Regions from separate parts of the Homo sapiens genome. Here region 2 is linked to region 1. A link is a loop called in an ENCODE intact Hi-C map of the cell type or tissue named here. Cell type or tissue: GM12878. All regions are shown on one strand. Links, peaks and the distances in the headings refer to the core of each region. The heading gives the core; the rest is flanking DNA.

Region 1 (5,389 bases), core at 297-5,296:
TTGGAGGCCTACACAGGACTGGAAACTCATTCTCTTGATTTCTAGTTTGGTATTCTTTCCAACACCTTTAGTCATTATTTTATCAGAAGATATCTGGAATTAAATGCTTTCAAATGCTTGTTTGAAGTTTTTAAGTTTCACTTATCGTTGCATTATACAGCAAGATAGGAACAGATCATTTATCTGATACAGAGGCAATAAACTGTGTGCAATTATTTACTTTCTTTATCTTTGTTTTCTTAATCTATTATTATCCAGATAAGATCAGTTAAAAATAATAGGACCTTGATTTCTTTTTTATAAATATCTTTAGGGTTGTCCCTGGATATAATGGTAAGGGACTGTATGTTTCTACCACATGATGCTAGAAATAGGGCTATATGTTTCTTTATTCCTCTTATGAAATAAAATATAGTCCTAGTGTCACTATTAGTAAAGGAAGCATTTTAATATTTAATAATGTGCTTCTGTACAATTCAGGATTTATTGTTAAATTTGGTTTTCTACAAATATTTTTTATCTTTGACATTATTGAGAAATGAGACTTTCTTAAAGCGTATTTTATTTCACTTTTTAAATAATTACTAAAATATTACTTTATATTTGGCTCTATATTAAATGGTAATAATTGTACCAGTAATCCTAAGGAGTACCCTGAAGTCTTTGGCTGAGTGCTGATCTGCACATGTGTGGAGCAAAACTTCGTAAGAAAAGGACCATCAGAGAGTAGAAGACACAACAACAGGATGGCAAAAATTCGCATTTCTGATAGCCAGAATGATAAACCTTCTGTCAGAAGACAAAATTATAATACATTTAAAGATCTTAATTGGCTTATTTGCCAGAATGGGGCAGCATTTCATTCCATAAAATAGAATATATGTTCCAGTGAGCTGAGCAAAAGAAGTTGGTTTTATAGACAGAGAAGGAACGGGGGGAGAAACAAAGAATAAAGAGCAGATTGGTTTTTTAAAGTTCCTTTCCTTGTATATCAGGAAAAGGAAAACAGAATAACAGAAGAATAACTGGTTAACTTCAGGTTACTTTTTGTTGTCAAGATTAAAACAGAGGGAGCTTCATTACCATACTGGTTGGAAATTTAAACTGGCCTGTTTGGGAAGTTGGCTCTCTTTCTCTCCCAATTTCTTGGAAGGTGAATTAACAAGTTAGTTTTGGTTTGATGACATAGAACTTCAGCACGAGTGACTTCATTTTGATTGTTAGTCTGGTCTGTTGGGGCCTAGTTCAGGAGCTTAGTCCAATGGCTTGTAATTTTTATTCAATATTCAATATACCTGGGGCATCAGGTAGAATCATCAGGAAGGTCACACCTTGATAGTGGGGTTAATTTATCCCTAGAGTAAAGTCTTCTCTGAATATGCTCTATCAAAACCTAAACCTGGGCCAGGAGCGGTGGCTTACGCCTGTAATCCCAACACTTTGGAAGCCGAGGCAGGCAGATCACGAGGTCAGGAGATCGAGACCAGCCTGACCAACGTGGTGAAACCCCATCTCTACTAAAAATACAAAAATTAGCTGGGCATAGTGGTGCACGCCTGTAATCCCAGCTACTCAGGAGGCTGAGGCAGGAAAATCGCTTGAACCCGGGAGACGGAGGTTGCAGTGAGCCAAGACTGCACCACTGCACTCCAGCCTGGGTGACAGAGTGAGACTCCGTCTGAAAAAAAAAAAAAAAAACCTAAACCTGAAAACGGATATCAAGTAATGGCATGCCAGACCAAGGTCCAACACTCTTTAAAGAAATAGAAGAAAATCCAGCACTCACCAAAGTAAAAATCGTGTCTATTAGTTTCCTAGGGCTGTTGTAGCAAACTACCACAAACTTGGTGGCTTAAAACCTAAGACATTTATTCATTCACAGTTCTGGAAGCCCGGAGTCTGAAATCAGGTTAGTCAAGGAGAAAGCATAAAGAAGGTGGTGGGATCCAGATGCCATATTGCCTTATTAGACTGGCACAGAGAAGTTCCCAAATGATTATGGGCCCAATTGAAGTAGGGCTGAAGGAAAAAGTGCTCAAGCGTGTGAATTTATTCAGTGCTTAGCTTGTCGAATGACTTGGAGGTATTACGAACATCAATTATTGGATTGCATTGTGGATAAAACTGTAAGGAACAGCTATGCTGCTGAACTCTACTGGTTGGTGTTCCCTCAGTACACTGGTTTCATTGACCAGGCGTCACTGAGAATTCTTCAGAGACCACTATAATAATATTTAATCCCTTGAAAGATAATACAGAAAGGAATTCCCCTAATGTCTTACAACAGCCTGGCAGACTCTGCCTAAATCAAGAAATGGTGTTTCCAGCAGTGCTGGAAAAGAGTGAAAATAGTGTGTCAAAAAAACAAAACTTGCCAATCCAGTGACACTGAGACCATGATTATGACCAAGCAACCCCTCAAGCTTTGAGAAAAAGAAGAACTCTATTTCAAATATGTGAACAGTGGTCAAAATTTGACCACGTGGATTTTGTGAAACATCTCTTTTTCTAGTCCTGTCATTACCAAGATGGACATATTAGCTCGTGTCTTTAAACTTCTGTCACAGAAAGATTTCTTAATTACTCTGTCAGCTCAAGATTTGAGTCATATTGCTGAAGATATTCTCCTACATGCCAAACCACAGGGTGCAAGAAATGGTATGTTATAAAAGACACTCATCAAAAGAATGGTCAAGAAAGATATTTCTATAGTGATGCCTGACTGAACAAGGAGAAAATAGACTGTTACTTCAGAACAAACCTCTGGATAGGACTGTGCCACCTAACTGCTTTATAGAACTTTAATTTATTATAAAATATTGAAATAATAAAATCTAATTGGACATAGGGAAGTTATGATTTACTCACAATCCACTGCCAAATTAACACAAGCAAAGAAGTTTACTACATACAATATGATGATCAGAAGACAGTAAGTGATCTTCATATGAGAAGTTCACAGCACATTGGATAAAAACGCTGAAATACAAGCAGATTCCCGTGAGCCACGCTGTTTTTGTCCTTCAGTGTGTTAAGGGAATAATCCTAACTGAATGGTTAGATTCGGCTGCCGGCATGTGGACAGATGGTAGCATGTGAAACCACCCTGATTCCTCATTGCGTAGCAATTCTGTACAGTCATACCTTGAAGATATTGCCGGTTTGGTTCCAGACCACTGCAATACCGTGAATATCACAGTGAAACAAGCCACACAAATTTGGGGGTTTCTCAGTACATAGAAAACTATGTTTAAAACTATGTTTACTGTAGTCTATTAAGTATGTAGTAGCACCATGTCTAAATGATCAGTGTACATACGTTAGTGAAAAAAATACTTGATTGCTAAAAAATACCAATGATCATCTCAGCCTTCAGCAAGTCATCTTTTTACTGGAGGCAGGTCTTGCCTCAGTGTTGATGGCAGCTGACTGACCAGACTGATAGTTGCTGAAGGTTGTGGTGACTGTGGCAATTTCTTAAAATAAGACAAAAATGAAATTTGCCACATCGATTGACTCTTCCTTTCACAAAAGATTTCTCTGTAGCATGTAGTGCTGTCTGATAGCATTTTACCCAAAGTAAAACTTTGAGAATTGGATTCAGTACTCTCAAACCCTGCTGCTGCTTTATCAACTAAATTTATGTGATATTCTAAATCCTCTGTTATTTCAGCAAGAGTCACAGCATCTTCACGAGGAGTAGATTCCATCTGAAGAAACCACTTTCTTTGTTCATCCATAAGAAAGAACTCTTTATCCATTCGTTTTATCATGAGATTGCAGCAATTCAGTCACGTGTTCAGGCTCCACTTCTAATTCTAGTTTTCTTGCTGTTTCCACCAAATCTCCAGTTACTTCCTCCACTGAAGTCTTAAAACCCTCAGAGTCATCCATGAGGGTCAGAATAAACCTTCCACACCCCTGTTAATGTTGACAATTGGATGTCCTCCTATGAATCACAAATCTTCTTAATGTCATCTAGAATAGTGCATCCTTTCCAGAAGGTTTTCAACTTACTTGCTCGTATTCATCAGAGGAATCACTGTCTATGTCAGCTATGGACTTAAGAAATACATTTCTTAAATAACAAAACCTGAAAGTCAAAACTACTCCTTGATCCATGGGCTGCAGAATGGTTGTTGTTGTAGCTGGCATGAAAACAACATTTATCTCCTTGTGCATCTCCATCAGAGCTCTTTGGTAGACCAGTGAGAAGTAATATTTTGAAAGGAATCTTTTTTTCTGAGCAGAAGGTCACAAAGCAGTAGGGCTTAAAATATTCATTAAACTGTGCTGTAGATGGATGGGCTATCATCTAGATTTGTTCTTCCATTTATAGAGGAGAGACAGAGTAGATTTAACATAATTCTTAAGGGCTCTGGGATTTTTGAAATGGCAAATGAACACTGGCTTCAACTTGAAGTCACCAGCTGTATTAGTTCCTAGCAGGAGAGTCAGCCTGTTCTTTGAAGCTTTTAAGCCAGTCATTGACTTCTCCTCTCTAGCTATGAAAGTCATAGACGGCATCTTCTTCCAATATAAGTCTGTTTAAATCTCCATTGAGAAAATCTATTCTTTAGTATAGCCACCTTCATTAGTGATCTTACCTAGAGCTGGATAACTTGCTGCAGCTTGTACCTCAGCACTTGCAGCTTCACCTTGCACTTTTATGTTACGGAGATGGCTTCTTTCTTCACACTTCATGAAGCAACCTCTGCTAGCTTCCAACTTTTCTTCTGTAGCTTCCTCACGTTTCTCAGCCTTCATAGAATTGAAGAGAGTTAAGGCTTTGCTCTGAATTGGATTTTGGCTTAAGAGAATGTTGTGGCTTGTTTGATCTTCTATCCAGACCACTAAAACTTCCATATCAGCAATAAGGCTGTTTTGCTTTCTTATCATTCATGTGTTCACTGGAGTAGCACTTTTAATTTCCTTCAAGAACTTTTCCTTTGTATTCATAACTTGACTGTTTGGCACAAAATGCCAGTTTTTTGCTTCTATCAGCTTTCTACATCCCTTCCTCACTAAACTTAATCATTTCTAGTTTTTTATTTAAAATGAAGGACTTGCAACTCTTTTCATTTGAACACTTAGGGGCCATTATAGAGTTATTAATTGGCCTAATTTCAATACCATTATATCTCAGGGAATAGGAAGCCCAAGGAGAAGGGGAGAGAGACCTGGTGGTAGGGGGTAAGAGGGTGGAGGTTGGTTGGTGAAGCAATCAAAACATACACAACATTTATCAATTAAGTTATTGTCTTCTATGGCTATGGTTTATGGCACCCCAAAAGAATTACATTGGTAGCATCAAAGATCACCTATCATAGATCACCATAACAGATATAATAATAAAGGAAAAATTTGAACTGTTGTAAGAATTACCAGA
Region 2 (5,389 bases), core at 225-5,224, 52 kb before region 1:
AAATACATGGTTTCTGGGATACCACATTCTCTTGTTTTGCCTCTTATCTCATTAGGCACTCTTCATTCTCCTTTGCTAATTTTTCCTCTTTTCTTCCATGTCTTATAAGATGGTTTCACTGCAATTTGACCCTGTTTTATTCCCTATATATGCCCACTCCCTTAGTGATCCCATGACTTTAACTCATATGCCAGTGATTTTCAGATATTTATCTTCAACCCATACCTCTTTTCTGAACTCTAGATGTACACAATCCATCATGGTAGCTAGAGGCTGGTGTAACATAGGAACTAAATTTTTAATTTTATTTCATTTTAATTAATTTACTTTTTTGGGAGGTGGGGGGGATGGTGTCTTGCTCTGTCGCCCAGGCAGGAGTGCAGTGGCGCGATCTCGGATCACTGCAACCTCTGTCCCCCAGGTTCAAGTGATTCTCCTGCCTCAGCCTCCCAAGTAGCTGGTACTACAAGTACCTGCCACCATGCCCAGCTAATTTTCTTATTTTCAGTAGAGGCGGGATTTCACCATGGTGGGCAGGCTGGTGTTGAACTCCTGACCTCAGGTGATCCGCCCACCTCAGCTTCCCAAAGTGCTGGGATTATAGGTGTGAGCTACCATGCCTGTCCAATTTACATTTTAAAAACCACATCTAGCCAGCAGGTACCATATGGGCCAGTGCAAGTTTATAAAATCCACTTCATTATCTGACTCCCAGCAAATCAGATGTTACAATATAAAGAATAGATTACCATTTAAAAAACTGAATGCAAATAACACTTTTAATAATAAAACTTGCCTAATGTTGAAGATTTTGTGGTGGCATTTCATCATCATGATTTTGAAGATGTTATTAATAAGCAATTTTGATTAGCTTGAATAGGGACTCTAGAAGTGTCTTATTTTTCCTATTTAAATAAATACATGAGATTCTGGTAGCACTTAGCCGGAGGTCAGAGGCATTTGTATTTAGATCCATATTCTGTTGCTTAATGCTGTGACTTGAGCAAGTTATTATTTCATTTCAGAGACTTGTCATTTGAAAATAGAGGACAGGAAAATGTTTACTACAAGTGAAAGGTTTTAAATACCAAAATTTGTTTGTCTTACAGTGCAATAGGAATAATAGATTGTATCTTTATAACTATATTCAGAACTACTTTAATCATTGAATGTTTTTATTTTAAATTTATCTAACTTCCCACTAAATTTTAGAAAGGGAAAGCACTATGTTCTTAGAACTAAACCTAGTAAATGTCTTATGTTAAAATCTATATTTCTGTGGTACATATGTATTATTTCTAAATATAACTTTCAGGCATACTGTTGAAAACATTTCAATAAGTGGTTTTTATTATATAAAGTAGAAGACTTGAAAGGTTTCAGCTACTTTATCGGAACATAATTTATACCGTGGTGAAAGTAGTAAATGTTTTGCAACTCACTGCTTTGCCTCTAGGGTAAAGGAAACTCAGTAATCAGTTTACTCAAAAGTGAGAATTGAAGGAAGAATTACAACAATGCCATATGGCTGCAACAGGTGAGATGAGAGGGTTGGTTATAAAGTAGCTAAATTATTTTGACCAGGCATAACTTTATTTTTTTATAGTTTGACGATATGACTACATTAATATAGTTTACTATCAACCATAAAATGCATTTTATAATTTTGTAATCTCAAATCGAAATGGACAGTTCAATTTTTAAGATAATTGGGCATATAAAATGATGTTGTTATAAAATATATTTCCAAATACTTAGATTTTAAAATAGGTTTTTCTATAACTTTTTTTTTCTGATAATACACTTAATACATGCCTTTGAAGAAAATGAGTATTCCATTCTGGCTGAGCAAGATGACTCATACCTGTAATCCCAACACTTTGCTTTGGGTATGAAAAATGGGTTCACACCATCTCATATTCTCTATACCATACCAATGTAATCCCGTCAGGTGATTCACTTGAGCCTAGGAGTTCATGACCAACCTGGGCCACACAGTGGGACCCTGTCTCTTTAAAAAAAATGTTTTTTTAATTATCCAGGAGTGGTGGCACATGCCTGTGGTCCCACCTACTCAGAAGGCTGAGGCAGAGGGGAATCGATTGAACCCAGGAGGTTGAGGCTGCAGTGAACCATGATTGTACCACTACATTCCAGCCTGGGTGACAGAGCAAGACCCTGTCTCAAAAAAAAAAAAAAAAAAAAAGGGAGGGGGGAAGGAAGGAATCAATCAATCATAATTTTAAGCCATCTTTAGTTCTTCACTATTACAGTGTATATATTTATATATACAAAATGTTGGACACATTTCTGATAATGAAAAATATTTTAATTCACAAAATAAAAGGTCTTTTTCTCCAAATTAATCATATATACTTGTTTTCGCATATTTCACATCAGTGTTCATTTCAGCCATTATATTCTGTGATTCTGTGGTAAGTGATCCAATTTTTAAAAAATTATTATTATTTTATATGTATATATATATATATATATATATATATATTTTTTTTTTTTTTTTTTTTTTTTTTTTTTTTTACTAATTTTGCTTAGGATGGGCACCGCCTGGAACCAAGCAAGCAGCTCTTCATGTTTCCTCCTCTGGGGGAAAAATGAAATAGCACTTGTATCACAAAAATAACAGTTTTTTTTATTTCCTTTGTAAATCCTTATGTCTCAGAGTAACTTTTTAAAAAATTAAATCTGTGACAAGAAATTTTTAGTTTTTAAACATTTTAGTTTGTGTCTACTGAAAGCTCTGGAAATTCAGAAGGAGGCTATCTAATTAAGCTCTCATTTACCCTTAGGTCATAATCTGCTAAAACTATACTCAGAATAGCCCTAAGGTTTCCCTTAGAGAAGTGAAGTGCATACTTTTGCATTTTGTGGTTTAGTCAGTTTGGTCTGGATAGTGAACAGTCTGTGATATAATAGAATTTACTGGTAATGTTTTCTGGAAATGAATATCCATCACTTATTGAAGATGTTAACTAACAATGGAAATTAGGTTTAGGAACCAGACCTTCTGGTAATGATAGAGACTTAGAGATAATGTTGATTTGTATTTTCTAGAATTTTAAATGCACATTTTTAAGAAGCCTTTTCCTTGAATGAAAAGTGAATGAAAATGTAAAGAATCACTGTGTTGTTCTTAGTCAGCAACTTGCCTACCAGTGTGAGAGCAAAGTTACTGAGAAATACGGAAAGTGACAAATGACTATATGCGTGACTGGTCATTTTTTTTTAAACAATGTAAGAGATTTTTGTGTTATAAATGGTTAATAAGTAAAAAGTGGAACATTGTTCTTATTTCAGACAATTTACTTTTTTCCTCAACTTTCTCTAAGAAAACATTCAACTGTAATTCATAAGGAATAAAAGTTAAGAATGATTTCTAACTGGTTTCCATCCTTTTTTTGAGAAGAACCAGAAATAACACATTTTAATAGAAGTACTCTAATGAAAACTGTTATTCAGTTTAAAAAATAAAAACATTTTTAATATTTTCAAAAGTTAATTGAAGCATTTCATCAAGCATTGTTTATGGAGAGCCTACTATGTAACAGAGACTCTGCCAAGCACTGCGAGAAATGGAAGATGAAAGCCCTCAGAGGCTTTCCAGTCTATCTGGGGAGTCCAGCAGGCAAAGAAATAGTTATAATATGATGGTGGTAAATTCAACAGGGCATGCGTATAAAACACTGTGGCAGCACAGAGGGGAGAGTAAGTCCGATTACATGTATCATCCTTATAAAGTGCACTTAGTTTTATGGCCTTGTTTAGAAATTTATCTTGCCCATGCAGTATACAACAGTATCATCTATTTTGGAGTTCTCTAAATGATAGCTTAGAACTCAGAATCTGGATTTCGTTGCTGGCCTTTTGTAAGGCTCATGTGTCACAAGTCATATAATGATCTTAGTATGCTTTCTTCAAATCTGCCTCCCAAGGATCTTACGGCATTCTGAGAATAAGTGAGTTTATGCTTAGTAGGACTCCAGTTTATTTCATATTAATGTCTATGTGGGTGTGTTTGTATTTCATATTAATGTCTATATGGGTGTTTGTATGTATATGTGTTATTGTGTATACTTGCCACTTTTTTTAAAAGGAATCAAGTCTTTTACATCTCATTGCTGTTAAATTTGTCTGAGAAATATAGGGCATGAACAGGTGTTTTGTTTTGGCCAACTTAGAATCAGTGAAGCTTGTTTTTTGTGGGAGTCCACTTTTCCTTTTTTTTTCCCTTCTTCAGTAGTGACATTATGAGGCATAATGTTATCTCAGTCTTTTTAGTCTGATTTTGAAGTGAAGATTTAATGAAGAGTTGAAAGTAAAACACTTTAAAAGCTAATGTAAAAGGCAGATATAAATGCACATATAACAGGCAAATTAATGTGCTTAATGTTCACTGAACTACTGCAGGGAAAAAATAACATAATAAGCATATTTTTAAAAATAACTTCTCTTTGCTTTGGATATGAAAATCTTTTTCTAAATCATCATGCTTATGTTCAAAGTTTAAATTTAAAAGTTTTCCCTAGAACTTAAAATGTCTCTTTTATGGAAAGACCTGGAAAAAATGGGTTCACACCATCTCACATTCTCAATACCATACCAATGTAATGGACCAAAAAATGTTTTCCACCATTAAATCCCTTCTTGTTTTAACTTTGTACTTTTTTTTTGGGGGGGGGGGGGTTATTTTACTTAAAAAGATGTTTAATTTGTACACATGCAGGTACTGGGAATGCAAGAGCATTTATACATTCAGTAAGTACCCAGTGCATACTTACAGTGTCCCAGGCACTTTTATACATGCTCTGAACGTATCAGTGAACAAAACTGGTAAAACTCCACATCTTTGTGTAGCTTACCTTCTAGTGGAGAATGACATTAAGCAAATGTAGTCTGGTTATCCCTCAGTATCTGGGTAGTTGGTTTTACGACCCTTTGTAGATAGCAAGGTCCTTGGATGCTCAAGTCCCCAATATAAAATGGACAGTATTTGGATATTGCCTGTGTACATCCTCCTATATACTTTAAATAATCTCTAGATTACTTATAATACCTAATACAATGTAAATGCTGTATAAATAGTTGTCCCGTATTGTATAGGGAATAATGACAAGAAAAAAGTCTATGTGTTCATTACAGATGCATTTCTTTTCTGAATAGTTTCAATCCATGGTTGGTTGAATGCGTGGATGCAGAACCCATGGATGCAGAGGGCTGTTAAATAAAAACATTATAACGACAAAGCAGGGAAGGGAGTTGCACCTGAGGAGTAGGGTTGGGTTGCTGTTTAAATGGAGTGGTCAAGGAAAGCTTCACAAAGTAGCTGAGAATTAAGCAAAATTCAGATGACGACAAAGAAGAAGAAAGAGAG

What was found. Hi-C counts contacts between places; a loop is a spot of excess contacts. Peaks named below come from ENCODE experiments on the same cell type or tissue, not always from the same donor. Only the 100,000 strongest peaks of a DNase experiment are listed, where the experiment ranks them.
Region 2: a loop joins it to region 1, with 5 times the contacts of the local background. A loop is called at or near these places in 1 of 110 quality-filtered maps.

The regions. Positions count from the first base shown.
Region 1 is chr6:135,328,380-135,333,768 of GRCh38, reverse strand. All of the region lies in intron 24 of AHI1 (Abelson helper integration site 1), which reads left to right. It also overlaps the pseudogene BTRCP1. Among named protein-coding and RNA genes, the nearest start is that of MIR548A2, 92 kb to the right of the region's middle. In GM12878, for the core only: a CTCF peak has its summit at 3,064; DNase peaks (open chromatin) are centred at 2,578 and 3,128; H3K4me3 peaks cover 406 bases; H3K27ac peaks cover 2,213 bases.
Region 2 is chr6:135,380,044-135,385,432 of GRCh38, reverse strand. All of the region lies in intron 23 of AHI1 (Abelson helper integration site 1), which reads left to right. Among named protein-coding and RNA genes, the nearest start is that of AHI1, 120 kb to the left of the region's middle. In GM12878, for the core only: no CTCF peak of the experiment used is centred there; DNase peaks (open chromatin) are centred at 2,922 and 3,142; H3K27ac peaks cover 1,197 bases.